Linked DNA regions of Homo sapiens: all the other regions are linked to region 1. Evidence: read pairs that join two places in POLR2A ChIA-PET (ENCODE). Cell type or tissue: CD4-positive, alpha-beta T cell. All regions are shown on one strand. Each heading gives the region's core, and the rest is flanking DNA. Links, peaks and the distances in the headings are about the cores only.

What was found. ChIA-PET counts read pairs that join two places held together with the same protein. Peaks named below come from ENCODE experiments on the same cell type or tissue, not always from the same donor. Only the 100,000 strongest peaks of a DNase experiment are listed, where the experiment ranks them.
Region 2: POLR2A ChIA-PET joins it to region 1 with 10 read pairs; 9 of 35 experiments call an interaction of 5 or more read pairs at or near these places.
Region 3: POLR2A ChIA-PET joins it to region 1 with 33 read pairs; 11 of 35 experiments call an interaction of 5 or more read pairs at or near these places.
Region 4: POLR2A ChIA-PET joins it to region 1 with 175 read pairs; 12 of 35 experiments call an interaction of 5 or more read pairs at or near these places.
Region 5: POLR2A ChIA-PET joins it to region 1 with 36 read pairs; 12 of 35 experiments call an interaction of 5 or more read pairs at or near these places.
Region 6: POLR2A ChIA-PET joins it to region 1 with 42 read pairs; 11 of 35 experiments call an interaction of 5 or more read pairs at or near these places.

Annotation. Positions count from the first base shown.
Region 1 is chr11:117,948,299-117,953,154 of GRCh38, reverse strand. No RefSeq gene overlaps it. Among named protein-coding and RNA genes, the nearest start is that of TMPRSS13, 21 kb to the right of the region's middle. In CD4-positive, alpha-beta T cell, for the core only: CTCF peaks have their summits at 2,455 and 2,656; DNase peaks (open chromatin) are centred at 1,294, 1,764 and 2,664; H3K4me3 peaks cover 2,074 bases; H3K27ac peaks cover 3,767 bases.
Region 2 is chr11:118,018,356-118,023,211 of GRCh38, reverse strand. All of the region lies in intron 1 of SMIM35 (small integral membrane protein 35), which reads left to right. Among named protein-coding and RNA genes, the nearest start is that of IL10RA, 34 kb to the right of the region's middle. In CD4-positive, alpha-beta T cell, for the core only: no CTCF peak of the experiment used is centred there; no DNase peak of the experiment used is centred there.
Region 3 is chr11:117,812,272-117,817,126 of GRCh38, reverse strand. It overlaps a transcript of DSCAML1 not described here. Among named protein-coding and RNA genes, the nearest start is that of FXYD2, 10 kb to the left of the region's middle. RefSeq lists enhancers at 1,871-1,950, 2,740-3,317. In CD4-positive, alpha-beta T cell, for the core only: no CTCF peak of the experiment used is centred there; DNase peaks (open chromatin) are centred at 166, 736, 1,596 and 2,096; H3K4me3 peaks cover 934 bases; H3K27ac peaks cover 2,543 bases.
Region 4 is chr11:118,049,028-118,053,883 of GRCh38, reverse strand. The region is part of intron 1 of SMIM35 (small integral membrane protein 35); the gene reads left to right. Among named protein-coding and RNA genes, the nearest start is that of TMPRSS4, 26 kb to the left of the region's middle. In CD4-positive, alpha-beta T cell, for the core only: no CTCF peak of the experiment used is centred there; DNase peaks (open chromatin) are centred at 913 and 2,183; H3K27ac peaks cover 3,171 bases.
Region 5 is chr11:118,043,652-118,048,507 of GRCh38, reverse strand. All of the region lies in intron 1 of SMIM35 (small integral membrane protein 35), which reads left to right. Among named protein-coding and RNA genes, the nearest start is that of TMPRSS4, 31 kb to the left of the region's middle. In CD4-positive, alpha-beta T cell, for the core only: no CTCF peak of the experiment used is centred there; DNase peaks (open chromatin) are centred at 1,697, 2,097 and 3,117; H3K27ac peaks cover 3,452 bases.
Region 6 is chr11:117,999,790-118,004,645 of GRCh38, reverse strand. IL10RA (interleukin 10 receptor subunit alpha) reads right to left here. Exons shown (of 7, transcript NM_001558.4): 7 at 3,163-4,856. SMIM35 (small integral membrane protein 35) reads left to right here. Exons shown (of 5, transcript NM_001394165.1): 5 at 1-1,012. Among named protein-coding and RNA genes, the nearest start is that of IL10RA, 16 kb to the right of the region's middle. In CD4-positive, alpha-beta T cell, for the core only: no CTCF peak of the experiment used is centred there; DNase peaks (open chromatin) are centred at 1,365, 1,545, 2,385 and 2,805; H3K4me3 peaks cover 884 bases; H3K27ac peaks cover 3,878 bases.

The DNA of each region.
Region 1 (4,856 bases), core at 459-4,458:
AAGTAGGTGGGGCCTCATGTTTTATCAAAAAAACCACCAGAGAAAAATGTCAGCTGTGGTTGTTTTGGGTAGAAAAGACTCTGAGGTTAAACAATTAATGTTTCTTCTAACTTTTCTATATTTTCAGAATTTCTTCAGCAAACTTGAAACAATAGTACCTAACATTTATTGTGCATTTACTGTGTGTCAGACACTGTTCTAAGCACTTTATATAAATTAACTCATTTCATCCTCACAACCACACTATTTTAACTCCTTCTTACAGATGAGTACACTGAGGCACGGGGATGTTAAGTCATTTGCCCCGGCTACATAGCTAGTAAGCGGCAGAGGTAGGATCGAACAGTTTGGATCAGAGCCTGTGTGCTTAGCCTCTATACACTACTACATACCATCTGTATAATGTGAAAACATGAATGAAAAGAAAACCTTGTTATGTAACTACTCAGTCACCTGCGCACTGTCCGTTTGAAGTGGGGAGGTAATAACGCCAACATTCGCCATGTACCTACTTGGGTCCAGCTAATTTACCTCCATGCGCTCATTTGGAGCTACAGTCCTGAGTGGTAGCTACTCCCCACGTGGCTGCTGGGGACCCGAAAGCTGGCTAGTGTGACCTGAGATGTGCGCCTGTAGTCCCAGCTACTCGGGAGGCTGAGGCAGGAGAATGGCGTGAACCTGGGAGGCGGAGCTTGCAGTGAGCCGAGATCGCTCCACTGCACTCCAGCGTGGGCGACAGAGCAAGACTCCATCTCAAAAAAAAAACCACTGGATATCAAAGAGTTCATATTTATATATATATCCCATTCATTCTTTAATTGATTACATATCTAAATGACAATATTTTGGGTATTCCGGGTTAGAAAAAAGATATGACTAAGGCCAATTTCATTTAAAAAAATGTTTGTGACATGTAGGTACTACATTTTAAAAAATCACATATGCGGCTTGTGTTTGTGACTTGTGTTCCATTTCTAATGGGCAGTGTTGGCCTAGAAGGGAAGGGTTGCCCTCTGCCCCGCTTTTCATTGAGGACACTGAGTAGTTAAGTAACCTGCCAGGGTCCCACAGCCGCAAAGGGTGGAGGCAGGGCTGGCATCAAGCCTGTGACCCCACCTGGCCACACTGCTGTTCTTTCTGTCCTACTAAAGTCTTGAATCTGCACTGGTCAGACGAGCATATGTGCTTGAAACAAGTCATGAACAAGGAGTTTGCACCGATTCCCTGAATCAGACATGCATGGCACCTGCTGCTGTGAGGCACCAGCTCCCACTCGCAGGCTCTGTGCAGGGCATCCGCTGCGACGATGAGAGCCCACACACACTGAGTGCTCACCACCCACCAGGCATGGTGTGGGGCACTGCGTGTGTCTATCCTGATCTGATCCTCACACCGACCCGATCCAGCTGCAGTCAGGAGTTCTGGCTTATAGATGAGGCAACTGAGACTTGGAGAGATGAAATCCATTGCCCAGGGTTACACAGCCAGTGTTCAGTACAGCTGGGTTGCAATTCTGACTTTGCCTGAGCTGTCTTGCCAACCCTAGACTTAGTGGGGAGGGTGACATACATGCTCAGGTGACGCTAACACAGTGTAGAAAGTGACTGGTGATCTAGCACAGGGCCAGAGTGAAGCAGACAGGTGCCCCCTGAACTAGTAGTACTGATAAACAAGGGACACAAGAGAGCTAAACTAGAAAGTCAACGCATCCCAGATCAAATCTAGATACCAGCTGACTTTAGGCTGCAGAGAGACTCAACCACAACTTGGTCTACGTGCCAACAAGAGGAAGAAAGCCTCCGTGAGAGGGAGGGCCTCCAGTGCACAGTACAGGTCTCCCTAGGACTGAGAGGCAGAGCTTGAAGGTAGAGTGCATTTGGTGCTAGAATCCTTCTAGCAGGGTCTGGCCTGGTCAATCCTGGGATGAGGAAGGTCCTCTGGAAGGCTGAAGAGCCTACGAAGTTCGCACACCTCTCTTGTGAGGGTTTGTTGCACACTGGATGAGCAGCTGGCTTCCTGAGGGTTTGCTTCAGTGGCTGAGTCTGTCTGTAGCCTGAAGTGAGCTTCTCTCTGGGGACAGAATTTATTGCTCTGCTGACAAGAGCATTCTGGACTCTGTGGCCACCAGGTTTCTTGTGGCAAATGCATGCACGTCACTTTGGAGAATTCACTGGCCTTTGTCCTGGGCTCTCTCCCTTTGGCTTTGTCTCTGCAAATCTCAGACTATCTCCAGGTCTGGATCTTTCTAGAAAGGTTGCTTCTGTTTACCTGTTCCCCAGGTGCCACCACAGTAGCTCTGGACAGGTGGAGTCAAAAGTGGTGCTGAGCTGCAGGTGACCACCCAGGGTTTACTGCCCAGTTCCCTGGATGGATTCCAGTGGGTATTTGTGTGTATGTGTTGGTGGGGGCAGTGGAAGGGTTAATAATAGGAAGAATTCTTGCTTGTTTTGGGTTGGAGGAGGATAACTGTGTTTTTCTAAAAAGTTAAAAATCACTTTCTTATGCTTTTTGGTTTGATGTGAATCATTTCTTCAGGACCTTTTCATCTCAGAGAATTCACAAACTCAAGGTTCTGGGCTTGACAAGTGAGAAACAAACCCCAGGTTGAGGTTAAACTATCAAGATAACATCACTCCAGCCAGCCAGCTGCTTTCCTTGACGACACCCTCTACCGGAGGGTTTCTCAGCCTCAACATTTGTGACATTTTTGTCTGGGTAATTCTCGTGGAGGGCTGTCTTGTGCATTTTGGGGTTGTTAGCAGTGTCCTGGCCTCGATCCAATTGATGCCAGCGGCATTCCTCACCACTAGTTGTGACAACCAAAAATGTCTAGAGATTGCCAATGTGCCTTGATTGAGAACTGCTGCCCTATGTATTCAAAGGTTCTTTCCAATTTCAACCCAGAGCAACTGCTATGGAAGTTCAAAAGAGAGAAAGTGCTTTTATCTGAATGTTGGGGGCAGGGGGGCAAAAGAAGCATTCTTTCTTTTTTTTTTTTTTTTTGAGACGGAGTCTCACTCTGTCACCCAGGCTGGAGTGCAGTGGTGCAATCTTGGCTCACTGAAACCTCCGCCTTCCAGGTTTAAGCAATTCTCTGCCTCAGCCTTCCGAATAGCTGGGATTACAAGTGCACGCCACCACGCCCGGCTGATTTTTGTATTTTTAGTAGAGACGGGGTTTCACCATCTTGGCCAGCCTGGTCTTAAACTCCTGACCTCGTGATCCACCCATCTCAGCCTCCCAAAGTGCTGGGATTACAGGCGTGAGCCACCGCACCTGGCCAAAAAGCATTCATTTTAAAATTCATTTATATATTTCATACGTAGGGTGTGCGTGGTTCAGGGCACAGGGATGGAGTCAGACCTGAATTTAAATCCTGCTTCTCCCACTTATTAGTTATGCCATCTTCAACAAGTTACTTAACATCTCCTGGCCTTAGTTTCCTCATCTATAAAGTGGGAATAACAGCGGTACCTGGATGCAAAGATGAAAAGAGAGATTGAAAGGAAAGAGCTTGTAAGTGCTCAATACACATTGGGGATTATATCCTAAAAATCAGCCAAGGCCTCCCTGCTCCTCAAGATTTAGATAAGACAAGCTTGAATCTCAAGCCCCAGGCCTGATGTGGTCTGGAGCCCTGCTTGAGAGGAATTTCCAGGGGGATGTGTGGGCCACCCTGCCTTTACCTCTGGGCTTCTGTTTTCAAACGTGTGTTTTCTGTTCTGCTCCATGGGTAGCAATCTCAGTTCTTCCCTTGATTTCCACCAAAACCAAGACAGAAACCAAATTAAGAAGTAAAAATCCCCTTGCATAAAACATCCATGACTATGATCGATTTTGTGAAAATGAAGGGCTCAGAGGAGAGACCACATTGTGCCCTGATTGGACACACGATTGAATGCACACATTGATCTTCCTGGCTTGAGAATCACATCGGGCGCCTTGCCATGGGAGTCTCTTATTGAGGCATCATCCTAAGTGCCGTTTCTTCTTTATCTCTGTCTTCCTTCCTCACTGTTCAATCTTCTCCTCCATCTCTCTCTGTCTCCTTCTCACCATTCAGGTGTCATCTTACATCACCTTCTTAGATAGATCCCTGACCTCATTTTTAGAGGTGCCTCCCTTCTTTCCCATTAGCCACTTCCTTTTTATTTTTATTTTTTATTTTTTGAGACAAAAATAATTTTTTTGGTGGGGGGACAGAGCAAGACTGTCCCCCAGGCTGGAGTGCAGTGGCATGACCTCTGCTCACTGCAACCTCCACCTCCCAGGTTCAAGCAATTCTCCTGCCTCAGCCTCCCCAGTAGATGGGACTACAGGCATGCACCACCACGCCCAGCTAATATTTTTGTGTTTTTGGTAGAGAAGGGGTTTTGCCATGTTGGCCAGGCTGCTCTCGAACTCCTGACCTCAGGTGATCCGCCCACCTCAGCCTCCCAAACTGCTGGGATTACAGGCGTGAGCCACTGCGCCCGGCCCTAACATCCTTCTTCTATTCCAGCATCTGATCCAGGGTGTCATAATTAGTTGCCATGTCTCCATAGGCTCCTCTTGGCTGTGACAGTCTCTGGGTAGAGGTGAGCCACCGCGTCCGGCCAAAAATATTTTTAATTAATTAATTAATTTTTTTTGGCGGGGCGGGGGGTGTCTCTCTCTGTTGCCTAGGCTGGAGTGCAGTGGTGTGATCTCCGCTCACTGCAGCCTCAATCTCCTGGGCTCAAGTGATCCTCCCCCCTCAGCCTTCCAAGTACCTGAGACTACAGGCATACTCCACCACGCCTGGCTAGTTTTTGTATTTTTTGTAAAGACAGGGTTTTACCATCCTGAGCTCAAGGGATCCACCCGCCTCGACCTCC
Region 2 (4,856 bases), core at 529-4,528, 70 kb before region 1:
ACCCAGGCTGCAGGATTCCAAGGCCTGTGCTCTGTTGGTTGTTCTGTTCATTATGGGTCATTTTGCTCTGCCTCTCTGAGTGCCTGGTAATATTTGACTGAATGAGGATATTGTGAATTTTACTTTGCTGAGTGGTAGATATTTTTGTTTGCCTATAAATATATTGGGAAGCAGTTAAGTTAGTTGGAAGCAGTTTGACCTTTTTGGGTCTTGGTTTTATGATTTGTTAGATGGGTTCGGAGCAGTAGACAAATCATAAAACCAAGACCCAGTGTAGTGGAAATAATTAGCCTTAGGCTGAACAGTCTAAGGCTAATTATTCTCACCACTAAGGCAAGAACTTCCTGAGTTCCCTATCCAATACCCTGTGAATTACGAGTTTTTCTAGTCTGGTTTATGGGAATAGGCCCTGCTTCTAGCCCTATTTGAATGCTAGACACTGTTTCCCACGAATGCTTTCAGATGATTCTCTGGCCTCAGGTAGCTCCTTTATACACAGGCACTCATTACTTATTGAATACTTGAGGGGGTCCCTCTGCACATAGCTGGATTCTTTACCTGATGTAGCTCTTTCCTCTGTCTTGTGAACTTTAGCTGCCTTGGACTGTCTCCTCAACTTACATTTTTGCTATGTTGTGTTTTCAATATCATTCAGATCTAAGTATTTTCTAATTTCCCTTGTGATATCTTCTTTTACCCAGGATGTTTTTAGAAGTGTGTTGTTTAATTTCCAAATATTGGGATGTTTTCCAGATATCTTTTTGTCTTTATTTTCCAATATAATTCTGTGGTCAGGGAACATATTGTATATTATTTTAACTTTTAAAAATTTATTGAGATTTACTTACTAAGACTTATTGTTGGGCCAGGGGCGGTGGCTCACGCCTGTAATCCCAGCACTTTGGGAGGCCAAGGCAGGCGGATCATGAGGTCAAGAGATCAAGACCATCCTGGCCAACATGGTGAAACCCTGTCTCTACTAAAATTACAAAAATTATCTGGGCATGGTGGCAGGCACCTGTAGTCCCAGCTACTCGGGAGGCTGAGGCAGGAGAATCACTTGAACCTCACTTGAACCAGGGAGGTGGAGGTTGTTGTGAGCTGAGATTGCACCACTGCACTCCAGCCTGGTGACAGAGCAAAACTCCATCTCCATCTCAAAAAAAAAAAAAAAAAAAAGACTTATTGTTTTATGGTTTAGCATATGATCTGTCTTGATGAATGCTCCATATATACTTGAGAACAATGTGTATTCCCCAGATGTTGGATGTAGTGTTCTGTAAATGTCTACAAGGTCAAGTTAGCTGGCAGTGTTGTTTGTGTCCTCTATATCCTTAGCTGATTTCCTGTTCTATCAATTGCTGAGAGAGAAGAGTTGAATTCTCTAATAATAATTATGAATTTTTAAAGTTTGTCTTTCAGTTCTACTCATTTTTTCTTTTTATATTTTAAAGCTATATAATGAAATGTCCTCTTGATGAGTTGTCCCTCTTATCATTATGAAATGTCCTTCTTCATCCTTGGTAATATTTCTTGTTTTAAAATCGTTTTTGTCTGATATCCACAGAGCCACTTCAGCTTTCCTTTGATTAGTTTTTATATGGTATATCTTTATTTTCCCTTTTATATGTGACTGTGATAAGTTAAAGATACATTTTATAAACCCTAGAATAATGAATAAAAACTATAGGAAAGATGTATAGCAAATGATATAAAATTAGACATAACGGAAAAATTTAATAAATAATTGGAAATTATAAAAAGAATTAAGTTAAAATTATGGAAATGAAAAACACCATAACAAATTAAAACACTAAGGATGATTAATAGCAGATTAGACACAGCTGAAGAAAGAATTAGTCAGCTAGAAGATAGGCCCAGAAAAAAATATCTAAGACTGAAGTTTAGAGTGACAAAAGTAAGTAAAAAGAAAAAACAATTTTATTGTTAATGTCAAACTTTTAAACTGAATTTTCAGTAACATTCACAATAATTTCCAATGTTTTACCTCCTACAGAGTAAGCTTCTAAAAGCTTTACTTTGACTTCATGAGTTAGATGAAAACATTGAGCTAGTATTAAAATTAAATTAACTGTTACTCTTTTCTTATACCAGCCATAATTCTATAACTCATGTCCATCTTAATAAATAGTAAAAAAAAAAACCTTACCCTGTGAATTTGGAAACTAAAAACGCACTGCCAAATACCTCAAGGGTTAAAGAAGATATCCCAGTGGAAATTAAAAAACATTTAGATCAGACAAAGGTAAAAATATTACGTATCAAGTCTTATAAAATGAAGCTAAAGTGATGCTTAGGGGTAAATTTAGAGCATCAAATACATATATCAAGGTACATTATACTGGAAGTTCTAACCAATACAATTAGACAAGAAAAATAAACTGAGACATATAAGAACAGAAAGTAAGAAAGCAAATGGCCTTTATTTGCGGACAATATAATAGTCTACATATCCAAGGAAGACCAGAAGAAAATGATTAGAATGAGAGAATTCAGCAACACTATTACATGGAAAACCAATATACACAAAACAAGCTCCTGTTCACACTTACAACAACATTATAAAGTACTGAGGAATAAATCTAGCAAGAAGAGTACCAAACCTTTAAGGGACAAATTATAAAACATATGACAGTCTATAAAAGATGACCCAAAATAAATGAAAACATTTGCCATACTTGTAAGTTTGTAGACTCAGTATCTCAAATATATAAGTTTTATCCAAATAAACCTATACATTTACTGTTATCTCAATCAAATTCTAATAGAGATTTTCACTGACCTTGAAAAACGAATTCCCAAATTCACAAGAAAGAGAAAAGTACTCAGAATAACTAACATGCTTATGAGGGAGGATAGAGTGGAGCGTTTATTTTACCAGCTATCAAGATTTATTTATATATTTATTTATTTAGTCAGTTAGTTATGATGGAGTCTCGCTCTCTCACCCAGGCTGGAGTGCACTAGTGCGATCTTGGCTCACTGCAACCTCTGCTGCCTGGGTTCAAGTAATTCTCCTGCCTTAGCCTCCTGAGTAGCTGGGATTACCTTTGCCCGCTACCACACCTGGCTAATTTTTGTATTTTTAGTAGAGATGGGGTTTCACCATGTTGACCAGGCTGGTCGTCTTGAACTCCTGACCTCAGTTGATCCGACAACCTTGGCCTCCCAAATGCTGGGATTACAGGCGTGAGACACCATGCCCAGCCGAGATTTATTATGAGACCATAGTAATTAAGATAATGTAGCAGTGTTTGTCATTACATGTCTAGTGTCCAGTGACAGACACGTAGACCAATAGAATACAGTTGAAAGCCCAGAAAAAGAAGCAGGCACATCTGTTTAACTTGATATATGAAAGCAGCAGCAATGAAGGGGAAAAGGATGGAAAATTAATTTCCATACAAAAATTATGGAGATAATGTATACAAAAATGAATTCCAGGTTGATTAAAGTCCGAAACTGTAAAAAACAAAACGTTAAAACTTCTAGAAAAAAAATAAGGAGTATGTCTCGGAGGAGAGATGGATGTCTTAAATAAGATTTTTAAAAAGCACAAATAGATAAATTTGATTAAAATATTAGTTAAAATTCTGCTCAAAAAAGACACTATAGGCAAACTTAAGAGGCAAACCACAGCCAAAGACTTTGGGGGACCCCTTTGCAGATCTCTGAGAGTCCTTGTCTCTGTCCAGCTCCCTTCTCTCTGGTATTTTGTCCGTAAATTCTAGCTTCCTGGGCTTCCCTGAACTTAAATTCTGACTCCTCAATTTGACTGCTGGGCTCTTTCTGGGTTTTCCCTCCTGTGCTGGAACTCGGGGAACTCACCCAGGCAATAAGCCAGGCAATCCTAGAGAGCTCTTCATTTTACTTCCTTCCTTCAGGGATCACTATTCTGTACTACCTTTGCCCATTGTTTTAGATGGTTTGTTGGTTTTCTAGTTATGAAAGTAGGAAAGTAAACCTGGTCCCTATTATTCCACCATGGCCAGAAGTGGAAGTGGTCCTAACATAATTTTCATAAAGTTTGAAAACATGTAAAACAATGCTATATATCTCTATATCTACATAGATATATAGAATTTGTTAAAAATATGAAGTAATGGTATAAAAAAGGTGTACAGCAGAGATAAACACCAAATTTGGGAGGGTATTTACTTGGAGGGAGAGATAGGAGAGGACTACTCTGAAATTGAGCTACTTTATAAGTAAGAAAGGCAGCATTTTAGAATTCTTTGAAAAATTACTAGTAGGCACATGGCTGTTCTTCATGCTATTTTATGTACTTCTTGTATGCATGAAATATTTTATAATAAAAATTTAAAAGTATTAAAAAAAAGACTAAAGAATATTAGGTAAAGGAGCATCCCAGAAAGATCAAAAGGTAAAATAGAGTAATTGTTTCTGCAACCTGCCTAAGTCAGAAGGCACTGTGTAGAAGACACAAAAAAGTAACAGTGGAGACATAACATCTCCTTCCCTCACCTCAGGGTCTCTGGAAGGCCTGTGATTTCCCTGCTGGTGCTTTCCTACTGGTATTTCCTACTTTTGGACAGACTTTTCTTTGATGAAACCCTTCAAACCCCAGCTTCCACAAACACCACCAGTATCACTATGACGCTGTGTTGACATCTGTCCGTCCACCTGTGAGTCACTAACCCTTAGTTCTTGAAGATTTGAGTCCTTGGGTCACTGTCCCTCTCTCTGTCATCCACAGAGATGATCTTCTTTGACCTTGGCCTCTTAGTTCCTTGCACTCCTTTCCTCTAATTACTGTCTCTTGCTTGGATATTGCAGTAGCCTCCTGACTGGTCCCCCTTCTCCAGCATCATTCC
Region 3 (4,855 bases), core at 1-4,000, 140 kb after region 1:
GGCCAGGAGAATTAGCCTGTGAGCCAGCAGCCAGTCCCACACCTATCCCTTGCTAAAGGGTCCACCATCCAAACCCATCCAGCCTCTGAGCAGCTCCAGAGAAAGAGCCCTGTGGGCATGGGGGCAGGAGGGCTTCTGCTGGGTTCTGGCAGGCACTTCCTGGCTGGGTGGCCTGGACTTCCCCATCAGAGGAAGAAGAGCCTCAGACAGGCCGATCGCTAGCTCCTACAGGCTGATCTCCTGTCCAGGGTGAGGGTGCCCCTGGCATGGGCCTCCAGTTTTTCTAAATGCTTTGGGGCATCAGGAGAAATCTCCACCCCACCCCCCCAGCAATTCCGAACTCTCTCTCTTGTACAGGGAGCAAGGAAGGGGTGCCCCCAAAGAACTGAGCGTCTCCACTGGCGCTGCGTCTAGTGAAGGAAGTGGGCTCCCTGGACAGACGGGTGGGAGTGGAGGGCGTGAGGGGTGTTGTGCTGAAGAAAGGCCCAGGGCAGGGGGTGGTGTAGCGTCTCCTCCCAGACTCTCCAGGCTTCCACCCTCCCTCCGCTCTGCTCGGCAGGGCTGCTGTGGGGGAGATTAGTCGCCTCCCTGTTGATCCATGGCCCCAGGCAGCTGAGCTCTGAACTGCAATTCATCAGGGGCCTCTGGGGCGGGTAATCTGTGCCTCACCAAGCGCCCATTCTTCATTCCTAGCAGGCTGCCTGACAAATGCCTGGCCAGCGGAGATCAGAGGCAAATGCCACGGCAGCTCGGCCCTGTTGTCAGAGCGAGTCACTGGCTGGGAAGATGGATTGGGCCTGGGCCTCGGAGCCAGGGCCACAGCGGCCTCCTTCCGGGACATTGGGAGGGCAGTGCTGAGCCCAGGGCTGCACTGGGAGAGCCACGGAAGGGCCCGAGTGTCCTAGCCTTGGAAGAAAGCCTGGGCCCAGACTCAGTGCCCCCTCCCAGTTTTGGCTGCAGGAGGAGCCTCACAGGCTGGGGACACTTCATAGTTTGCCGTTGAGTGACTGAGGACTTGGGAAGAAATCCTGTTTAGAACTTCAAACGTTCATTCCCAGAGCTTCAACCTGACACTGGAGGGGCAAAGAAGGTGGCATTGGGAGATTGGGGGAGGGTCTCCCCCAGGTGTGGAGGGACCTCATGCCTAGAAGGGACTGGGACGAGCTATGTTCAGGAGTGGCAGCTCCCCAACCCGTTTTGGCAGATTTCATTTTCAGTTTGTAGGCAGTGGGGCCTCAGATGTGAAGGCAAGCTCAGAATTTAGGGAGACTTAGGGTCCCCTGGCAGGGCGGGAGACCAGGGCAGAGCACCTGCCAGGGGACCCTGAGTCTCCCTGAATTCTGAGCTTCCCTTCACAGGGTGCAGGTGACACCAGGTCAGGAACAGTCCTGGAACAGTGGAGGCCCAGCCTGGCCTGTCCTGCTCCTATGGGCTTGCTGGGCTACCTGCTGTCACCCTGAGTGACACCCCGAAGTTCCTCAGCCCCAGGAGGCCGCCAGTCACCGCGGCTGCTACTGTCTCTAGATGTCTAAACTTGGTTCCCTTTTCAAGAAATGCTCACTGTCACTTCCCCAAAGGGCTTCTTTGGTGTCACTGAGAGGAATTCCCCCTGGTGAGCAGGGCAGCAGGGAGGGGAGAAGAGGGCAATGTTCTGAGCTGGGGAAGCAATTTGTGGCCCCGGAAGCCCTGCCTGCAGCTCAGTGCAGACCACACCGTGGAAGGTGGAAAATTGGTTTCACTGCCAGCTCTGCCCTTGGCTTGCTGTGTGACCTTGGGAAGGCCCTGGTCTGTCTCTGGACTTGGCTTTGGAAAAAACAGACACAAGACAAAAGTCCCAAGCTTCAGCTCACACGTCAAGGAGCTGTGACTTTTCAGGGGAAGGGGTAAGGGGAGAGCTGTGGCTGACCCCCTTGTTCCCTCCCGCCCCTTGGATAGCTGTTCTTAGAGAAAAGCTGGATACACCCCCACAGCCCCTGCAAATACACACTTGGCTTCCTCCCGGCAGTGAACACAGAGGCGCCCAGCAAGTGATGAAGGCAGACAAAAAGACACACTTGACAAAGCAAAGGAGATGAGGCTGGCTTGGCCCCGAGCCAGGAGCATGCTGAATTCTCTTGTGGTCTTTGTTTCCTGAATGGCCTATCAATCAGTAACCGAGTGCGTGCCAAACCCAGCCCACACGGGAACCCGGTGTCCTCGGCTCTCCAGTAAATACTACTTCAGGTCTCATGTCCGAGGACCATATGCTCCCAACACAGCTAATAAAATCATCCAGGAGTAGCCTGGAGGCCGCAGACACCCGCCCCAGGGGGCAGGAGGGGGACGAGCCAGGCTGGGCCTCCGCTGTTCAAGAGTGTTCCTGACCTGCTCTCTCTAGCACCCTGGGCACCTGCCAGGGGACCCTGAATCCCCTGAATTCTGAGCTTTGCCTTCACATCTGAGGCCCCACTGCTTATAAGCTACATGAGGGAGGGATTGCATCTGAAAGTTCACCCACCGATCCCAGTGCCTCACCCCCCTTTGGGCACTTAGTGCACCCTCCATACATGTTTACTGAGTGCACACGTGACTGGTTGAGTAGAGGAATGAATGAGTGATTGATTACCAACCAGGTGGACCACCCCTGTCCCTGCTCCATGCCTCCAGGAGCAAGGAAGTTGTGGGGTCAGGGTAGGCAGCTGGGGTGGTCAGAGGTGTGCGTGATCCCTTCTTCCTTGGCCTCACAGCTAAGGTCACAGGCTTTGGAATCAGCAGACCTGGATTTGAGCCCTGGCTTAGCCAATTATGAACTAAGTTTCATGCGCATCCGTGTGAAGAGAACCACCAAACAGGCTTTGTGTGAGCAACATGGCTGTTTATTTCACCTGGGTGCAGGCGGGCTGAGTCCAAAAAGAGAGTCAGCGAAGGGAGATAGGGGTGGGGCCGTTTTATAGGATTTGGGAAGATAATGGAAAATTACAGTCAAAGGGGGTTGTTCTCTGGTGGGCAGGGAAGGGGGGTCACAAGGTGCTCAGTGGGGGAGCTTCTGAGCCAGGAGAAGGAAATTCACAGGGTTAATCACTCAGTTAAGGTGGGGCAGAAACAAATCACAATGGTGGAATGTCATCAGTTAAGGCGGGGCAGGGCCTTTTCACTTCTTTTGTGATTCTTCAGTTACTTCAAGCCATCTGGGCGTATAGGTGCAAGTCACAGGGGATGCGATGGCTTGGCTTGGGCTCAGAGGCCTGACATTCCTGCCTTCATATATTAATAAGAAAAATAAAACAAAATAGTGTTGAAGTGTTGGGGCGGTGAAAATTTTGGGGGAGTGGTATGGAGACAGAATGGACGATGTTTCTCCGGGCTGCTTCAAGCGGGATTAGGGGTGGCGTGGGAACCTAGAGTGGGAGAGATTAAGCTGAAGGGAGGTCTTGTGGTAAGGGGTGATATTGTGGGGTTGTTAGAAGAAACATTTGTCATGTAGAATGATTGGTGATGGCCTGGATACGGTTTTGTATGAATTGAAAAACTAAATGGAATAAGAGAAGGAGAAAAACAGGTATAAAAGGTCTAAGAATTGGGAGGACCTAGGACATTTAATTAGAGAGTGCCTATGGAGATTCAGCATAGTCCTGCCAGCAAAGATTATTTATTTACTTCAAGAGTTAAGAGTGGCAATTTGGAGATAGCACGAGGAGATATCAGCTGTGATGGCTTGGAGAAACAGTATAAACCGGCAGTGTAAACAAGAGCAGGGCATGTATGAGTAGTTGAGAACGGTGAATAGGAGTATGACTAGACAGAAGATAGTAGGGATGACAAGTTTTTTGGGGCACAGTCGAAGTTGGTCTGGTGTCTGGAATGAGACTGGGGCCTAATAAAAAGGAGCATCTATACAGGAGGTTAAATGGGCTGTACCTTGTAGCATTCTGAGGACATGTCTGACTTCTGAGAAGGGAAAGTGGTAAAAGTATTGTCCAGTCCTTTTTAAGTTGGTGGCTGAGCTTGGTGAGGTGTGTTTTTAATAGACCATTAGTCTGTCACTGAATACTAAGAGCCTGAAAAAATGCTTGGCTGATTTGACTAATAAAGGCTGGTCTGTTATCAGACTGTATAGAGGTGGGAAGGCTAAACTGAGGAATTATGTCTGACAGAAGGGAAGAAATGACTGTGGTGGCCTTCTCAGACCTTGTAGGAAAGGCCTCTAAAAGTATTAAAGCAGTGGCAGCCGCTGCACGCAGACATGAGGGCTAGGCTAAAACAGTAAGGTCAAGTTGTTTGCACAGAAAGGCTACAGTGTGCGGTCCTGGCTCTTGTGTAAGAATTTTGACTGCACTAACCATGCCTAGGAAGGAAAGGAGTTGTTGTTTTGTAAAGGATTGAGGTTTGGGAGATTAGTCGGACACGATCAGCAGGAAGAGCACGTGTGTTTTTACGAGAATTATGCCGAGATAGGTAACAGATGAGGATGAAATTTGGGCTTGACTGAAGTAATGGGGGCTGTCTGTGAAGCCTTGTGGCAGTACAGCCCAGGTAATTTGCTGAGCCTGATGGGTGTCAGGGTCAGTCCAAGTGAAGCGAAGAGAGGCTGGGATGACGGGTGCAAAGGAATAGTAAAGAAAGCACGTTTGAGATCCAGAACAGAATAATGGATTGTGGAGGGAGGTATTGCGGATAGGAGAGTATATGGGTTTGGCACCATGGGGTGGATAGGCAAAACAATTTGGTTGATAAGGCATAGATCCTGAACTAACTTGTAAGGCTTGTCTGGTTTTAGGACAGGTAAAATGGGGGAATTGTAAGGAGAGTTTATAGGCTTTAAAAGGCCATGCTGTAGCAGGCGAGTGATAACAGGCATTAATCCTTTCAAAGCTTG
Region 4 (4,856 bases), core at 364-4,363, 100 kb before region 1:
TTGCGATTGTGTCTTGGTCCAACTCCTCTTTTTCCTCTCTGAGACCTTGCAGGCAGATGTGGAGACCACATCACTGTCAGAGGAACAGGGGCTGGGGTGGGGGTCTTTGGGACCTTGAATGAGATGAGTTCTCAAAGCTTCCAGGCTAAAGAATAACATAAATGGTAGGACTTGAGCCTCCAAGTGAATAAGAGCCTTGTAAACACATTGCTTTAGGGAATTAAAGAGCTATGCTGGATGTCCAAGGAAGGCCCCACCCGTTGCCTCTAGTTCTTGGGGGAAGGCAACATTTCAGCCACCAGAGGGCGCTCAGGTTGCAGGAATGGTTTCTCAGGACTGCTGTTTGGAGGAGTTGAATAAGGAATCCAAGGAAGGGTTGCCAGAGCATGGGAGCCATGCAGGTGGGACTCCAGGACTGAAGTCCGACCTTTTCAGTCACTCTGCCATTGTCCCTGGCTGAGGCCATCAGTTAATTCATTTATTCAAGGAACATTTGCCCTGTACCTGGGAGCCCTGAGCTAGTAAGCTTTGTGTGTGTGTGTGTGTGTGTGTGTGTGTGTGTGTGTGTGTGTGTGTTTTAGAGAGTCTTGCTCTGTCACCCAGGCTGGAGTGCAACGGCATGATCTCGGCTCACTGCAACCTCTGCCTCCTGGGTTCAAGCGATTCTCTGGCCTCAGCCTCCCAAGTAGCTGGGATTATAGGCGCCCTGCCAACACGCCTGGCTAAATTTTGTATTTTTAGTCGAGATGGGGGTTTCACCATGTTGGCCAGGCTGGTCTTGAACTCCTGACCTCAGGTAATCCACCCGTCATGGCCTCCCTAAGTGCTGGGATTCCGGGTGTGAGCCACCGGACCCGGCTGTGAGCTAGTAGGCTTTGGAGACACAGAATCAGATAAGCCTGTCTGGACCCTGGAGGAACCACAGCCTAGGCTGGGAGGTGGACCTTCAACAGTGCAGTCCCCTGTGGGGTATTTGTGCTATGACAGAGGGACATGCTGAGCGTGGTGGCAGCACCCAGGATGAAGTGTTGATTCTGTCTGGGACCTGGGAGAAGGCTTCCTATTGTTGGAAGTATTTGCTGTGGGTCTCGGAGGGTGAGCAGGAGTGCCCCAGGCTGAGAGGTTCCAGGAGAGGCAGGCAGGGGCACATTATAAGCCAATGCCTATGTTTGGCTGGACAGAGAAATGCCCAGGTGGGGGTCGTGGGATGTGGCTGGAAGGAAGGGGGCGTAGGCGATCACGTTAGGGAAGAGCTAGGGGCTTATCTCAGAGGAGAGAAGCATTCTATGTGGGAGCCAGGGCAGACTCAGGTTCTGTGGGGGCCTGAGGCTTACATAGTTTTGAGGCTTTCTTAGATGAAGAATACAAAATTATAAATACAAACTTAGGAAGAGGGACTTGGAAGGGTCCGTACAAGTGAGCGGCTTGAAGCTTAGCTTGTTGGCCTCCTGGCAAATCCTCCTCTGCGTGGGAGACACATCTTCCACAATCTCCCTGCTTCCCTGCAGGGCCCCAGCCTGCCCTCAGCAGCTCCCCGCTTGCAGCAAACCACCCACTTCCCTCTCACTCCTGCCTCTCGCCCTTCTTTTGTCCCCTGGAGTCCTGAGCAGCCGTAGAAGGCCGGACGCGGGAAACTGGAGTCTGAGTTTTCCTCTGGGGAAAGGGAGGCAGAGCTGCACAGCTGTTGGGGGACGTGGGTGGGGATGACCTTTTCTATGGTGTTTATGCAAAGAGCACCCGCTACCCGCATTGTTCCAAGAGTTGCCTTTGAACCTGGACAGCAACTCTTATTCCCGCTTTAAACAATGTACAGTGTGGAAGAGTTCCCGCTCTTTGCCAGGCACTTTCACACCTCTCATGTCATCAGCGCCATGTTCTAGGGAGGCAGGCAGTACTGTTCCCTCTGCAGAAGGTTCATGATTCAGACACCTGGCAGGTGGGACCTCACACCTAGCACTCTCCCTGCGTCACCCGTGTCTCTTGTTCACAATCAACCCAAGAGTATTAGTATTAGTATAGTATTAGTATTAGTATTAGTATTAGTATTAGTATTAGTATCAACCTAAACTAAGATTGCCCTGCTGGGGCACCAGTACAGGAAAATGTGTCACTGTAGAGGTGAAACCACAGATGACATGGCTGGCTTTGTTATTCTCCCCTTCCTGTGGTGTGTTTTGATGGTAAGGGTGTGCACAGGTGGGGTGGAGCTGGCAGCCCTTGTTACACTGTCTGCACTGTAGTGAGAGTTCTCACCGTTACCCCCTTCTTGGGCTGTTGGGAGAGCTCTCGCCTGGGTTTAACCTCAATTTCAGGCTATCACCAGTGCAATGGATCGCTGAGACTCAGCCCTGATTTGCAAGATCTGCTGGGTGTTCAATATGAGGGTCTCATCCAGGGCATGGGGAGGAGAGAAGTGGCCGCTAATTTAAGTTGCCTTTAATCAAATAAAGAAAACCGAGCATCCAGCTGTGTTAGACTGTGCTAGGATAGTGCCGAATCAGGCATGGCCTTGTCCTCATGGCTCACTTCAGCATCCACGAATGGCTCCTGTGTGCCAGGCAGTGAGCTGGCTTGTGGGAGACCCAGGGGTGGGTGAGCAAGCTGTGTGCCTGAGTGTGAGAAACTCCCATCTGTTTCAGGATGTCAGCCTTTGTTATAAATCCACAGAGAACAATACAAGGCATAGCATCGTCTGTACAAAACTGGATAGGATAGTTTCTCTGCTTCTTGTGCCACCAGTTAGAATAAAAGACAATGCCTCCGATATCCACTGGTCCTTTCTTGGCTCTGCATACAGGCAAACATGAGCCTGCCTCTACCTCCCTCACACATCTTCACAAAAGCCCAGAGCAATCCCTTCTGTCTCTCCTGCTTTACTAAAGGATGAGAATCAGAAATAGGGGAATGGAATGAATCAAAGCATCTTCCCTGCCCCCAGATAAGCTCTTCTGCAGATAGGGTGGGGATGGATTGGGGGAGGTCACTGGAGCCATTTTCTACAAAGGATGCTCAAAGGTTTGGAAGTCCTGGGTCTGGGATTCAAGATGCATCCCTGTGGCAGAGGTGACAAAGGAGAGAGGAATCATCCAAGTATTTAGGTGTTTCAATGCTTCGGGCAGATCTACAAAACCCCAAAGCCTCTGAACTTGCAACCAATCAAAGCAACCCTGATTTATCCTATTTTCTGCAACATGCATGCATCGGCCGGCACTTATGATGAGGAAGCAAGGGTGGGGGCTAGAAGAGTGAGTGAAATGGAGGCTTTGAGGCAGGAGGACTGCGGGGGTGCTCAGGATGGGTGACCGCCACTTTGTATGTGTCAGTTGTTTCTGCTCCCCACCTTCTTGCCCAAGGTCTGGTGGGGATAAACGGAGAACCAAAGCTGCCTTGGGTCTCCAGATGGCAGGGGCAGCTGATGGTTGGTGTCAGTGGCTGGGTGCTAGTGCCCAGCTCACCTGGGCTGTGCATGACTCTGGCCCACTTGAGCCAGACTTGGCTTTGTCTGGGCAGGGGCCTTGGCCTAGGTTCCCCCAGCTGGCACCCCGTCTTTACAGACCTAGGAGCCCAGGAGGCCTGTGGGGCAACCTGTGCCTGGGATGCTGCCTGGGTGAAGGAAGATGTTCTGTGATTCCCCAAGGCCCTTTTCCTCTTCCATTACTTCATGTGACTCTCACAGCAATAGCACGAGGTATACATCACTCACCAGCCTCTTCATTTTATGGAAGACAACCTGGAAGGTCAGAGTGGCTCACCTGAGATTGTGCAACTGGTGTGTCCCAGGGCTGGGGCTCCAGCACACACTCCTCTGAAGGCAAGCCCTGTGCTCATTCCAGTACTGAGAGACTTCAAAGACCCTCTCTATATCCGCTCCCCACAAGGATCCTGGGCCCCTTGGTACCTTCTAGGCCCCAGTGACTCCACTTCAGCATGAGGTGGTTTGAACTCAGTGGCACAGGTCTCCACAACACCTCCCTGACTATCCTCCCTCAGCATCTAGTGTGGGAGGCACAGTTTGCACGGCGGACACATTGACGGCAATCCAAGGCAGGAGTAGTTAGTGAGGAACGTGGACTTACCCTTGCCAGACTCTTTAGATCACGCCTCCCATCAATAAACAATTTTGCGCATGCACTCTGATATTTATGTATTTATAAAGTATATTTGTATTTATACTCAAACATATATGACCATTAAAAAGCACACACGCAAAAATTAAATTAAAAGCATTAAGGATGGGCCAGGTGCGGTGGCTCATGCCTGTAATCCCAGCACTTTGGGAGGCCGAGGTGGGTGGGTCACCTGAGGTCAGGAGTTCGAGACCAGCCTGGCCAACATGGCAAAACCCCGTCTCTACTAAAAATACAAAAATTAGCCGGGCGTGGTGGTGTGTGCCTGTAATCCCAGCTACTCAGGAGGCTGAGGCAGGAGAATTGCTTGAACCCAGGAGGTGGAGGTTGCAGTGAGCAGAGATCGCGCCACTGCACTCCAGCCTGGGTGACAGAGCAAGGCTCTGTCTCAAAAAAAAAAAAAAAAAAAAAAAAAAATTAAGGGTGGAACAAACATGCGAGAATTGCAGCTTCCCTTCAAATCACTCACAGACGGTTCTGGGGTCCCCAGCCAGTGTCTCAAATTCAATGTTTGGACCAGTCTCCCGGCCACTCTTGGCAGGGGCCATTGCCCCTCTCTGGCTCTGTGTGGCATTGTCTCCTGTGGTCCCTGGTGCCAGGGCAGTGGCTACCCTGTGGAGGCCTGGAAAAGATCCCTGACCCCTGCCCACCCCTGACGTTGCTGCTAAAGCTCACGCTGGCAATGTCCCTGGGAAGTTTAGTGAAATAGCGCTCTTACTTAAAAAAATA
Region 5 (4,856 bases), core at 591-4,590, 95 kb before region 1:
GGAGTCTCGCTCTGTCATCCAGGCTGGAGTGCAGTGGCGCAATCTAGGCTCGCTGCAACTTCCACTGCCCAGCTTCAGGTGATTCTCGTGTCTCAGCCTCCTGAGTAGCTGGGACTACAGGAGCACGCCAGCAGGTCCAGCTAATTTTTTTTGTATTTTTAATAGAGACTGGGTTTCGCCATATTGGCCAGGCTGGACTCAAACTCCTGACCTCAGGTGATCTGACCGCCTCAGCGGGATTACAACTGTGAGCCACCGTGCCCGGCCTAATATTTTTCTTAAATCTGACTCACTTTTTTAAATTAATTACTTCCTTTAACCTTGTTCTAAGACATAAAATCCACAAAATCAGGATTTGATATGCTAGTTAAGTCTCTTCTTAAAAACGTGAAAATAAATGCATAGCTATTAAAACAATAAATGGCTCCTGGGTACCACTATGATCACCTCCCATGTTACCAACGGATGCACCCCCACTCTGGGGGCAGTGATGGGGAGGCATGCAGAGAGAGGGCTTGGCGAGGTTCCATCTGAGCCCCAGAGACACCTCCTAAGAGACTGTCAACAAGCCCCTTGAAACGCTCTGGGCTGCTGTCTGCATCTCCTTCTTCCCAAGACACAGACCTTGCCTAGCAAAGCTTAGGCACTCAAGCCAGTACCCTGGGACAAATGTGGAGGGTCACAGAGATCCCCAGCCCACAGAAGGCATTTGCTTAGGCTGCTGTAAAGGAAGCTTTGCCTTGACTGCCCCCAAGGTGAGTGGCCATAGCTCATACTCAAAGTCTCAGTTTGGCTGCTGAAATAACTTATTTGCTTCTCTGTCCATGGGGCTTCTCCGTCCACTAAATCCTTCAAACAGAAGCACTGTTTTCTCCATCTCTCCCAGCCCTCAGTCTCTGGACAGGACAGTCTAAGGTCTGGGATCCTCTGAGATGGCTGTGGCCGGCTGTGGGTGTATTGCCCATGCCTGCTCCTAGATGACATCTTGGCTGTCCTGAGCCACCACCAAGATTCTGTTGAGGAAGAGTCAGGGCAGAAGAGCTGAGCTTCAGGGTGTCATCTGTCAAGAATGCCCCAGAATGCCAACCTCCAAAGCCCCGACTGGGGCCAGGGCTCATTCTTTGGATATTTTCTCTGTCTCCATCTCTCTCCCTTTCTCTCTGTTTTCAGACACACAACAAGTGTATGTATTCTAGAATGCTTGTTAATTGGTTAATTTAGTTAAAAACAGATGAGATCGCCAATAAATCCATGTCACAGACCACGTGTAAACATGTCACAATATGCTAACCCCCTTAGACCCTCGCAGATGCACACAACATGTGGGCCACTGACACAAGGACAAAGTGTGTGTCATTTCTCCCAAGGTCACCGCATTGGGGTGGTGGCTGACTCTCAGCAGCCGGTTTACTCCTAAAACTCATTCAGTGGTAGGGAAGCTCACTTCTATTCCTTGACTTTATCTTGCTTAGGGAAGTAATAAAACTATTCTTGGGACTGGCTTCTACAAAGAAATTTAAAATGTTTATTTATCTTAAACTCCTTTACTCAAAACAATACATTTTCAAATCTAAACATCCTTCTCTCTAAACTTAAGTATGTTCAGTATGACTCTCACTTTCTTCCTCCTCAAAGTGAGATAACCAGAACTAATTACTTTGGGAAACTCCCTATACCGACTCTCATATGAATAGACTTTGATGGACCTGTTCCTCTGTCCTCCAGACTCAAACGGTGTCAGTCTGGCTGTGAAAGAATCCCCTGGGGAGCTTATTGAAAATTACAAATTCCTGGGCCCACCTCTGGAGAGTTTCCTTGGATAGGTCTGGAGTGGGTCCCAGGTACTCCATTCTTTGAAAGATCCGTAGGGAACTCTGAAGAATTTGGGAACAGCTGCTCTATACCTGCCCTGACTTGCCTTAATTGGAGGGACAACTTGGCTCAGACTTAAGGCAAGGTTCTTGATATCCAGGCGTCTGTTGAGGTTGAGGGCTAAGCAGGCAGGAAACTACCTGATGTTAAGACTGCATTTCTGACACAGCCAGGCACCAGGACTTACAGTTTTTTGGGGCCTCCTGGTTCTTCATAAACCCTATCATCAGTGCAAAGGTTGATGCCAATCTTCCTGTGTGCTTGGTAGGAGATCACACATCCATCTAATCTAATGTGGTATCAGACCAAAGTGGCATCATCACTTAAAGATAAAGGGGCCCGACTCTGAGCCTTGTTTTATGTCATAGGAAATTGTGATCTGTCAGGGGCTGTTTCTGCCCACCTTATTGTTGCATTAGAGATCAAAGGCAGACTTTTGGTCATCAGTAGGTGGAGATCTCTATGGGTACTTGGTGCCTAACTGGTCTCTGTCCAGAGGAGGACAAAGGCTACTGATAAATTATTGAAGAGCTGCCAACACTCTATGCTGTTCTAGAAAATTTCACTCTAAGTGAAGGAAAATAACTTATTGAATATCTACCATGTGTCAGGAGCCATATAACTCTCCTTTCACATACACGTCTCACTTAATCTTCACGTTAACCTTGTGAAGTTAATATTTTAATCCCCATTTCAACATAAGAGAGGATTAAAACTCAATCTTGCCCAGAGTAATGATATTTTAGCTTCCAGATGGCCTGGCTCCAAGTCTTTTTCCGTCATCACACACTGCTAAAGCAAATATCCCGATGGTCAAGAGTTAAAAAGATCTGCCTGAAATCTGCTGTCTGTTCATTCATTATACTGGGTTGAAAGATTCAGAGCTGTACATTATCAGAGAGAGAGTGAAGGTAAAGTTTAGAGAGCAGTAAACAAACCAATGGGTCTAGTTTCAAACAGGAGATACTTGATTTTTTATTGTTATGTGATTGGTTTGTTTTCTTCAGCAATATTATTCATCACACAAATATTTCTATTGCAAAAGATGAAAATCATGTGAAATTGATGATACCTGTTTTTGACCTTTAAAAATGACAATTTTATATGGTTCAAGCTAATACTAAGGCAAAACTTGAAAGGCTCTTTTTACTTCTACTCCCTACCCCACTCCCCTGGTTCTTCATAAACCCTATCATCACCTGCTTTACACCTGCCCTGACTTGCCTTAATCATAGGGAGAACCGCAACTTGGTGACAGCCTTTCTCTCTCTCTAGTGTGTGTGTGTGTGTGTGTGTGTGTGTGTGCATGTGTGTATACCATAACTAGAATTATGTGATATCTATTCTTCTGCAACTTGAACTGATCTTTAAAACGTGGAATTGATGAGCAACAGATGAGCAACAAAGGAGGAATTCTTGATTCCAGCTGGAGAAAAGTGTAGGCTCCATAAAACCTGATGTATTGAGGGTGAGGGGGCCTAGAAGCCAATGGAGATGAAAATGTTCCATTTTTCTTGCCAAACCTGGACCTTGGGCAATATCATCTCCACATCTGCCTCCACCATTGATCCTAATAGTAAAGCCTAGGGCCTCCCACTAGGGTCTGTTGTACTTAGGTTTTGAGTTTTAGAACTTCCTTCTGATTTTGTTTGATGTGTTGCTAATCTTCCAGGGGGTTGTGCTGCTTGCTTCTTCATTTTTTGTTTTGTTTTGTTTTAAAGTTCCTTGTCAGTATAATCTAAAAGCTAGAGATGTCCAATCACCTGCTGGAGGTTTCTTCTAAGTGATCAAACTAGGAGGTTTTTTGTTTGTTTGTTTGTTTTGTTTTTTTTTTAGTAGAATGAACTTTTTTTTTTTTTTTTTGGAGATGGAGTCTCACTCTTGCCCAGGCTAAAGTACAGTGGTGCAGTCTCGGCTCACTGCAACCTCTGCCTCATGGGTTCAAGCAACTCTCCTGCCTCAGCCTCCGGAGTAGCTGGAATTACAGGTGCCCGCCACCACGCCTGGCTAATTTTTGTATTTTTAGTAAAGACAGGGTTTCACTGACCTCAAGTGATCTGCCCACCCTCAGCCTCCCAAAATGCTGGGATTACAGGCATGAATCACCGCACCCATCCTAGAAGGAACTTTAAATGGGAGTTGGAGGGGCATCTGGAGAGAAATCATGATTTAGATGGGCGGTGGGATGACCATTTGCAAGATCTCCTGGCTTTAGGTCAGTTCATCCAAATGGCTTGGTAAATAGTAAGGTGCATAATGCCACCATTACCTTCATGCTGCTTGGCACGTACTCACGGCTGCATTTTTTTTTTTTTTTTTTCAATTCTGCCAGACTTCTCAGTGACTAAGATTTGGTTTCTGGAATATGAGTAGATGGATAGATAAGTACAATTAGGGTAGATTCTTACCTAAGTGTAAGGATCTTGATACCTCTGCTTTTTGCATGGGTTTTGAGTGTTACATATCTGCAGGAAACCTGGATTATAGAAAATGCATTTCAATGCACTTCTTCAAGTTTAAGGATTTAGGAACTCCTTCTCTCCAGGGGATAATTTAGACAGAGATAAATATAGGTTGGCATTTTATCGCTTTTTTAACAGCTTTGTTTAGATATAATTCACATAACATACAATTCTCCCATTAGAAGTATATAATTTAATGTTTTTAATATATTCATGCATATCTGCAGCCACCATTACAGTCAATTTTAGAACATTTTCATCGCCTAAAAAAAAAACCCATACCCTTTAGCTAAGATAACCCCCTCCTTTTCTCCCCACTTCCCCTGGCCCCCCCATAACCTACTTTCTTTTTCTTTTCCTTTTTTTTTTTTGAGATGGAGTTTCTCTCTGTCGCCCAGGCTGGAATGCAGTGGTGCGATCTTGGCTCACTCCACCTCCCGGGTTCAAGCGATTCTCCTGCCTCAGCCTCCCGAGTAGCTGGGACTACAGGCGCCCACCACCACGCCCAGTTAATTTTTTGTA
Region 6 (4,856 bases), core at 473-4,472, 51 kb before region 1:
ACCTTCACACTAAGGGCTATGAGCTCATTCACTCTCACATGGGAATCCCTAACCCTGAGCCTCACAGATCCAGGCCAGCCTTGCCAATTGCTGAAAGACCTTTTCTTGGATGACTTGTCATTATTAAGCCAGAACTCATCATCTCCCCTCTCCCTCCACACCTCTGTCTCCCTTCCATGTCCATATTTCGCTTTTCTCATCATCGGGTTCAAGTGTGACTAGCACTTCTGAGACCTCCTTCTTTCACTCCAGCCTGTTGCCCCATCTTGATAATGCTTCCTTTAAAATGTCTTTGAGTCTGTCCCTTTCTCTCTGTTCCCACTGCCCCTGCTCAATACTGTCATTTGATTAGACTATTGTATAAGCCTCTCTTATGAACTGAATATTTTTGTCTTCCCCAAATTCATGTTGAAGCTGTCACTCCCAATGTGACGGTATTTGGAGGTAAAGCCTCTGGGAGGTAATTGGTTTAGATGAGGTCATGAGGATGGGGCCTCCATGATGGGATTAGTGCCCTTGTAAGAAAGTGGAAGAGAGACCAGAGTTCTTTATCTCCACCGTGTAAGGCCACAGCAAGAAGGAGGCCGTCTCCAAGCCAGGAAGAGAGCCCTCCCAGGGAACTCACTCAGCTGGCACCTTGATCCTGCACTTCCCCACCTCCAGAACTGTGAGAGATAAATGTCTGTTGTTTAAGCCACCCAGTCCATGGTGTTTTGTTATAGTAGCCCAGCCTAAGACAGCCTCCTACCCTGTTTCTCTGCCTCCTGCCTCATCCTTCATGTGGAATACTAGTTTCTTTCACATCACTTATCACTGATTGTAGTAATACGTTTGTTGTGTTTATTTGCTTGGTGTTTATCTTCATAACCAGATGACAGGCTCCATGAAGCCACACTTGTTTGGTTCACCACTCTGTACCCAGGGCTGCACACCATGTCCAACACATAACAAGTGCTTCGTAATGTTTTTTGACAAAATGAAATGCTGACTACAATAAAAGTCTCCAGCCAGGTCTCTTTGCCTCCTGCCCCATCCTTTCTGATTCATGTCTGATGCTTTGGATAGAGCCATATTCTTAAAACACAAGTTTTATCCTACCCAGTCCTTCTTCGGCAGAGTGTTTATTGGGTCCCACAACCCTTTTTGGAGGTTTATGGGAAATTAAGTGAAGTTAGGATCGAGATGATAGTGGGAAAATGTGCTGTGTGTCATTAATAACAATGCATTTAATTTTAAATTGGGGTTTACTTCAAACCCAAAACTGTGGGTTTGCTTTTTTAACCCATGAGCACAACAGGAAATGAATGAGTCAAGCTTCCTAGTATCTAGGGTCCTCTAGGTTGAGGCTTGATCAAATCAGCCCTGACTGCCCAGACCTGCCACTTAGGCAGCAGACCTGTCAGTGGTCCCAGGTGGTCACAGCCTACAGCTTCCCTTGCTGTGCTGTTCCCATGTGGGGCTCAGAGACCTTCCACCCAGCAGAGCAGCATGGGCTCTGGGGGTGGGACCCAGCTTCCTAGGGACTGTGTGTCTTCTGTGAAAGTGTGAACACTGAGGCCGGGGGATGAATATATGCTGGGTAGACAAGGCACACCCTGACTATAGCTATTTACAAAGTTGGGAAAACACAGTTTATTGAATTTCCTCTTCACTCAATGGTGGCCCATTTACCCCCTCTCTGTACTAAGAGGAAGTTCCATTAGCTCACACAAAGACAGCATTACGCATTCCTCAGCTTGGAAAAGCCCTTGAAGGAGATTGCTCAGTTGAAGAACAGCTGGGGCCTTCTGTTGGGGGCTGTAATCCAAATTCCCAAGAAATCTGCAAGTGTCTCATCAGCCCCGGCTGCTTGGAAGGACTCGCTCAGTTTCTCCCAAGGGCCTGTCTGTGGTGAGTGGTTACAGAGCAGCCTCAAAGCAGAGATGAACCAGCGCAAACTCCTACTCATTCCACAGAAACGGAGCAGGCAGGGCCTGCACCAAGGGCTGTGTCTTCTGACTTCCTTCTGTCCTGCAAGCTGCTCTTTGATCTGTCGTATCCAACCAAACTGGCTGCAGTTCCTTGAATGTAATTCCTTTTACTCTCTGAATCTTTATATTTAGACCTTAGGGGCCTTTTCCATGGGGAATAAGCCATCGCTAACACCTCATTTCCAGGAGAAAGTGACCAACACTACTTTTCTTTCCAATATTGACAAGGAGGGCTCTAGGGCAAAAGCCTGAGCAGGTCTGAAATGGCGTGATATTAGTCAAGTTCTCTGAAGATGATAGGATCAGCACTTCCTCAGAACTAGTTATTTTCTCAGAATGAACTGGGTGAGGCAAGATTGGAGATGACACAGGGGAAAAGAGGTGAGGTGTCCCCAGTCACCTTCTAGGGGATTCAGGTAGGACGAAGAGAAAAGCACACCCAGGAAGCTCAGGCCGCGGGCCTGGGTTTGTTCTACCCACTGGGCTGAGCATGGGGAGAAATTCAAACCCACATGGGGTTTTTCATGGAGGGAGCAGGCTGCTTCTAGAATAGAGTGCAGATGGCTTCCGCACTTAGGAGAACCACCACTGGGACATGCCTCCTGGGCAAGGGGAGCCAGGGACAGGGCTCTGGGAACAGAGCTCCAGGGAGGCCCAGTTTGCTGTCTTCCTGGAAAGGAGGGGTTTCCAGGTTCTTCTCTCCACATTGTCAGAACTCACATCCAAAACGTTGCATTGTGCTTTCCACCTCTTCCTTTTCTGTCTTCTGAAAGAGTCCCGCTGCACACTCCTTATCGCTTTCATTTTCACTTGTTTCCAAGAAAAGCTGTCCATTTTTCTTTACAGACTCAACAGCCAATGACAGCTAGTGGCACATAGTACCACATGCCTGGCACCATGTTAAACTTTTTATGTGCAATTTCATTTACACCTCACAACATCCTCATGGGGAGTTGTCAACTCCACGTGACAGGTGGGGAAATTAAAACTTGGAGAGGATAAGTAATGGGCCCAAGGTCACAATACAGGTAGCATGAGGACTCCCTGGGTCTGTCAGATTTAAGCCTGAGTCCTCAGCCCTGTTTCCTTAAAGTGACATCACACATCCCACACATTATTACCCTCCTCATTATCAACAACCGAGTCCTCCATGAGCCAATGTGCCATCAGCAATCTGACTAGTTTCACACGATTCCTGTGGTCTTGACAATTTATTGGAATAAAAAACATGTATCACTTATTGACAGAGCTTTGTGTTCAAGGCACATTCATACCCATTTCCTCAGCAGAACCTCACATCCCTACGAATTAGACAAGTCAGTCATTATTCTGCAGATGAGGAAACTGAGGCTCCAAGAGGATAAGTGACTTCTCCAAGGTCATACCACTGGAAACAGCAAAGTCAGAGCTAGAATTTCGGGGCTCCTGAGATATCCAGAATTCTTTCACTGTGCAATGCTGCCTCTCCAATAAATAAATGAACAAAATAAATAAATAAAGCTTTCAAGGGAACCCTGAGGAATCCTCCCTCAAGCCTGCCTCCAGAGGGAGTTCAGTTACCAGACTGGCACCTAAGAGTACTTTGGCAGAGGGGTGGGGGTCATGGCTGGATTCCCTGGGCCAGAATATCTGTTTTCAGAATGCTCCAGAGAAAGGCAGGGCTGAGATGACTCTGGATGGCACGCACAGGCCTGTCCCCTCACAGCTTCCATGCCTGTGGACTGAACTGCCTTTGTTTGAAGGCAGAGTCCAAATGGCCTATGGGGAGGCAGGGCCCATAATGCCCCCTTCTGGGGCTGTGTCTGATACTGTCTTGGCATGACACCATGGACTCCCATTGGATCTGTTAGCCTCTGGCATAAGAAACAAGCCAGCTTGGTAGTCCACGGACAGTATCTGCATTCTCCCAGGACCAGCTTGGCTAATACCCAGCAAACATGGAGGGTCCCCTAAAGGTGGAGTCCTTATTTCACAGATGGGAGATTGAGGCCCTCTGACAAGTGGCTAGTCCAAAATCACACAGCTGAACACCAACAAGGCAGGGACCCCAGCCCAGTGCCCAGTGGCTTATCCTCTGGGTCTGTAGCTGGACATTAGCAGCAAACACAAGCACAGGCCTCCAACCCTGACCCTCTGGGGCTGGCATGAGCTGGTGCCCAAGCCCAGAGGCCGCCCAAAGGGCTGAGTTATGACCAATACAAAAAACCATGGCTTCTCTGGAAGTTGTCAGCAAGATGGTGGGGCAGCAAAGTGAGGATGTGAGTGGCTTGGCCTCAGCAAGTGCCCCAGGGGGATGCTACTCCATTTGTTGGAGAGAGGGAGATATTTGCAGATGGGTGCCAGAGGTACCCACCAGAGGGATGGGTTCTGAGCTGGAAGCCCCATCCAGGGTCTCGGCTCCCTTTGTCTCCCCTCAGTGAATCCATTATGATGTGTTTGAGTGTCCAGAAAATATATACCTTAAGATCTTCCAGTGACAAGCTTCCTGCCCCAGAGGCCCGATGAGGGGAGGTTCCCCATGTGACCATCATATCCTCCTTTTTCCCCTAAAAATGACCCCAGCAGCAAGGCCCTGAAGCTTCCATTCCTACAGCCCTTCCTCCTGCTGGAAGCTCTGATGCTCGAGTGGCCTAAGCAGGGAGGTCTGGGTCTGAGCTGACTTCAGCCTGGTGGCCTCACCACAACTCCAGAAAGCCCCATGGTTCCCCTGAGCAAATAATCCTTTATGATACAGGAAAGAGTTCCTAGGAGGGAGAAGGTCCCTGCCCTTCTCAGCTCTGCCAGAGTCTGCAGGGCCCCAGTCAACAGAACAGGTCAGTGCCACCCACATACCCTGCACTAGTTCAGTGAGTTGGCCTCCTCCTGCCCCAGACACCCTGACCAGCC